2 separate regions of the Homo sapiens genome follow, and region 1 is linked to region 2. The links are chromatin loops, found by intact Hi-C in ENCODE. Cell type or tissue: gastrocnemius medialis. All regions are shown on one strand. Region 1 has its middle 9.9 kb from the start of ANKRD40CL. Region 2 overlaps ANKRD40 (ankyrin repeat domain 40).

The links. A loop is a pair of places that touch in the nucleus more often than their neighbours do. Peaks named below come from ENCODE experiments on the same cell type or tissue, not always from the same donor. Only the 100,000 strongest peaks of a DNase experiment are listed, where the experiment ranks them.
Region 1: it touches region 2 in a loop (2.2-fold over the local background); 4 of 110 quality-filtered maps call a loop at or near these places.

Annotation. Positions count from the first base shown.
Region 1 is chr17:50,756,363-50,758,862 of GRCh38, reverse strand. No RefSeq gene overlaps it. Among named protein-coding and RNA genes, the nearest start is that of ANKRD40CL, 9.9 kb to the left of the region's middle. RefSeq lists a silencer at 1,481-1,775. In gastrocnemius medialis, no CTCF peak of the experiment used is centred here; no DNase peak of the experiment used is centred here; H3K27ac peaks cover 270 bases.
Region 2 is chr17:50,701,126-50,703,625 of GRCh38, reverse strand. All of the region lies in intron 1 of ANKRD40 (ankyrin repeat domain 40), which reads left to right. Among named protein-coding and RNA genes, the nearest start is that of ANKRD40, 5.5 kb to the left of the region's middle. In gastrocnemius medialis, no CTCF peak of the experiment used is centred here; no DNase peak of the experiment used is centred here; H3K27ac peaks cover 343 bases.

The DNA of each region.
Region 1 (2,500 bases), 55 kb before region 2:
AAGGGCAGCGGACACATAGGCAGCACGTCAAGACTTCCCTTATCCAACTGTTCAAAACAGAGAAAAATGGTTCCAATAGTAAGAAGTGTCCTGTTTCATTCAGAAACGTCATGTGGGACCATCTGCAACTTGCTTAGTTAGCATTTGCGGCCTCCTGTAACAAGGTGACAGAAGCACTTCAGGTCAGCATCTAAATTGCTTATTTTTTTTTAATTTTGAGGCCAGGCATAGTGGCTCACGCCTGTAATCCCAGGAGTTCAAGTTTAGCTTGAGCAACATAGCAAGACCTTATCTCTAAAAAAAAAAAAAAAAAAAAAGAAAAAAAGAAAAACTTTGGGGGGGTGCATATCACTGTTACCCAGGCTTGAGTGCATGATCTCGGCTCACTGTGCAACCTGTCTCGTAGGTTCAAGTGATTCTCATGCCTCAGCCACCCAAGTGGCTGGGATTACAGGCATGCATCACCATGCCCAGCTAATTTTTAAAAATAGTTTTGACAAAGTTTTGCCATGTTGGCCAGGCTGGTGTCGAACTCCTGGCTTCATGTGATGTGCCCGCTTTGGTCTCCCGAAGTGTTGAAATTACAGGTGTGAGCCACTGCGCCCAGCCAAAACTCATTTTCTATAACACAAATAAGTCTTAAGGCTGCAGATTATCAGTAAAACAAAATTTGAAGAGCTTCAAGAGTAATTTGATTAGTTTTCACCTCACACATCGATTATAAAAAACTAATCCCTGAGTAAGGTGCAATTCCAACTCATTTTATTTATTTATTTTGAGACAGAGTCTTACTGTGTTGCCCAGGCTGGAGTGCAGTGGCACGATCTTGGCTCACTGCAACCTCTGCCTCCCGGGTTCAAGCAATTCTCCTGCCTGTCTCCTAAGTAGCTGGGACTACAGTGCCCACCACCATGCCCGCTAATTTTTTTTGTATTTTTAGTAGAGATGGGTTTTCACTATGTTGGCCAGGCTGGTCTTGAACTCCTGACCTCGTGATCCACCCACCTCAGCCTCCCAAAGTGCTGGGGATTACAGGGGTGAGCCACCAGGCCCAGCCTATTTTTTATTTTTTTTGAGACAGTCTCGCTGTGTCACCCAGGCTGGAGTGCAGTGGTGTGATCTCAGCTCACTGCAACCTCCGCCTCCCAGGTTCAAGTAATTCTCCTGCCTCAGCCTCCCAAGTAGCTGGGACTACAGTGCCCACCACCACACCCAGCTAATTTTTTTTTTTTTTTTAGTAGAGACAGGGTTTCACTATGTTGGCCAGGCAGGTCTTGAACTCCTGACCTCATGATCCGACTGCCTTGGCCTCCCAAAGTGCTGGGATTACAAGTGTGAGCCACCGCGCCCGGCCAATTCCACTGATTCTAAAATGGCCTTAAGTGAAATTAATCACGTACCAAAATGCCATCCTAAGAAGTCCCAGAACTATTTAGGTTAAAATAAAATATGAAATGACCTAGAATTCTTAGTTGTTCATTAACTCTGCACTTTCAACTAATAGGGTGATTAGTAACTCAACAGCACCACCCCTTTCCACTCCCCTTTCAGAAGTCCTGTGTACAAGGCACAGCCCTGAGGGTGCCACTGCTGCAGTGAGGACAGATTCCATAGCGGAGGGACCTGGAGCTGCACCTATTTTGTTCTTGGTGTATCCAAAGGTATCAGTCACTCCACAGCACATAGGAGCACTCGGGGATGTGTTGGATGAACTCACAGCCAAGCCCTATGCTCATACTGAGGGGATCCAAGTCTCACCTGGAGCATAGTTGAGGGGTAACAGGGCTGCTGTAAACTGACGTAGGGCCTTAGTTATATGAACCTTATGAATCTGCCAATTCAAATTTCAGTCACTTTCCTCTTTTTAAAGAGTAAACATTTTTGTGTTCACAGTACCCCTACTAAAATTAGAACAAGGCCAAAGCAGCAGCCTCTCTGAGGTAACAACCTAACTTGGGCCAGGGGAAGGAGTACAGCACAGTAAAGCAGTTTTCTTTCCCAGAATGGCATAAGCCTGAGAAAAGCTTCTTTGGAAGCTGTTTAGACAGGAAAACAAAACCATCAGCTCCCTGGCTGGCAGACAAGTAGAAACTATGTTAAGATGAAAATAAGGTATCACACAGAAAACATACATTTAGGTTTCTTTTTTTTTTTTTTTTTTTTTTTTTTTGAGACGGAGTCTTGCTCTTGTCGCCGTTTCTAGCTTTTTAAGAGTTACAATTAAGACCTCAATTTGAAGACTGGGCGCGGTGGCTCATACCTGTAATCCCAGCACTTTGGGAGGCCAGGGTGGGCCTGATCATTTGAGGTCAGGAGTTTTGAGACCAGCCTGGACAACATGGTGAAACACTCTACTAAAAATACAAAAAAATGAGCCAGGTGTGGTGGTGCGAAGCTGTAATCCCAGCTACTTGGGAGGCTGAGGCACGAGAATGGCTTGAACCCAGGAGGCGAAAGATGCAGTGAGCTGAGCTCGTGCCACTGCACTCCAGCCTGGGTG
Region 2 (2,500 bases):
TCAAGATCTTTGCGTTTTGTCTTCCCACTCTCTTAAATGCTTTCCCTCCAGATATCACATGGTTTGCTTCCTCACCACCTTCAGATTTTAGTTTAGATGTCACCTTCTTGGCAAGGCTTTTCCTGGGCCCTCAATTTAAAGTTGCACAATGCCCCTTTCCAACCTCTGTCATTCCCTAATGCCTTTCCCTGCTTTACTATTGCTGTCATACTTCATCACCACCTAGCGTACTGCGTGCTTTGCTTATTTATTTGCTGATGTCTGTTTCCTCTTCTGTAAAATGGGGGGAATGTTGACAGTAGTATTACCTCATGGGTTTAGAGGATTAAATAAGTTAATACATGTAATGCCTTTAGAACAATGTCCAACACGTAAAGCATTATACCTGTATTAGCCATTGTTGTTGTTTTCTTATTATGAAGCAATATGCTAGATAATGGAATATAAGGTTACCCTCAAAAAAACGTACTCTCTTGCATTTGCAAAGCAGAATGGTGACTGCTTTCAAGTCTTAGTTGCTCAGTAATCACAATTTCAGCACCAATGAGTGATGCCCTGTTGATGAATGACACCCAGTGCCTCAGGTCTGAAATAGTTTCTGACACTAATAAGATATTTTGACTGCAAATGTAAAGCTTAAGGAGTTGAAGTTCAAAGATAGAGTAATCTATCAATTAGATTGATCACTAATCATTCCCCCACATCAGTTGTAATTCAAGTGTCATGCATAACCCTTGGTTCATGAAGAACTTGAAAATATTACCTGGCTGCAGGGGCTCTGAGTTATGGCTGCCCAGAGCCGCACAGCTCTGGACGGTAAATGATGATCACTAAGGCACAGGGCTGTGGGGGCCACGCTATGTTGACTTAACCCTGCTTTACATGGGTGGTAGTTTAGCAAGTTGGTTTGTCCCAGAGTCTCTCAGACCCACTGGTAGTAAATTACCTCCTTTACTCTCAAGCTTGCCACGAACAAGTGATCTACTACTAGCAAGTGAGCATTTTATTTCCAAAAGGGAGCATATTTTTCTCATCATGCTTCATTCATTTTTGAGGGCTCACTTATCATTATAATTGTTCACTTTTTAAGCCTGTGCCACAGACATCCACACACAAACACACTCAAGGTTCCAGTTTGCCCAGAATCAAGGGTAGATTGGATCCTTCTACTTCAAGCAAGGTCCACTTTATCCTTAGTTTACTCATTTGGTACTTTTTTTTTTTTTGAGATGGAGTCTTGCTGTGTTGCCCAGGCTGAAGTGCAGTGGCACAATCTTGGCTCGCTGCAACCTCCACCTCCTGGGTTCAAGCAATTCTCCTGCCTCAGCCTCCCCAGTAGCTGGGATTACAGACATGCACCATCACACTAATTTTTGTATTTTTAGTAGAGATGGGGTTTCACCCTATTGGGCAGGCTGGTCTCAAACTCCCGACCTAAAGTGATCCACCTGCCTTGGCCTCCCTAAGTGCTGGGATTACAGGTGTGAGCCACCGTGCCTGGCCCATTCAGTAAATATTAATTAATACATGCCAAGCAAACACTTCCTTGCCTTCAGGGAGCTTGATCAAGACTCTTCTCTCCCAAACTTAACGAGACTCTTATTTTTCCCAAATTAGCAATAATTTTGTCATTGCATCATGGAATACACCTTAAAGGAACCTGGATAATCTAATTCTAATGAACCATAATGTAGAATGTCACTCTGAGACATCAATGGAATTGCTCCCAGCCAGCCAGACATGCTAACTTTCTGTAAGTTACTAATGTTAAGCCCAGGGCAAATCAGCTTTTTCCTGGAATCATATAAACTTTCCAAATAATTATACTTCCCAGGTTAGTGAACTAACCTTCAATATTGAACATTTGTTCTAATCTTCATTTCTGTATTTGGCTATAAGAGCTCTGAAGATATGTATCTCAGTTCAGTTAGAGAGTTGGTGAAAGAAGACCTTTCAAAACACAGGCGAAAAGTATTTTCCTTCCATAATATACAGTCAGCTCTGGCACCTAGGGATGGATTTAGTTGCTCTGAATCTTTCATTTCTGTTAAGATGGAGTTTTTGCTGGCATGCTAATTATGTTTCTGTACAGTATTAAAATAGTAGCCCTTCAGAGTGTGCAGAATTGCTTCCTCTGTGTACAATATTGAGTGATTAGTTTTACTTAAATGAGTCTGATATGTTAGAAGAACCTGTTCGTGAAGAATTTTGGTTGTTGATGTATATTTTTTAAGTACCTCAGGAATTAAAGTATGTGTGCAGTGCCTTACATTTACGCAGATGAGGATATGTTTGTAGCCTTCTGGAGAGAACTAGAGAAGCCAACTTTTTAAAAATGGAAATTTGGAAATCCTTTGTGTGTGTGTTAAGGAAAGAAAAGTAAGAAGGAAAAAGAAAGTGAGCAACTGGGATTCAGGCAAGAATATCTGCTGTCATAATAATAATTTAAGTGACAGAGCAAGCTGCTGATAGGAGATGGTTATTATCCTGATAATATTGA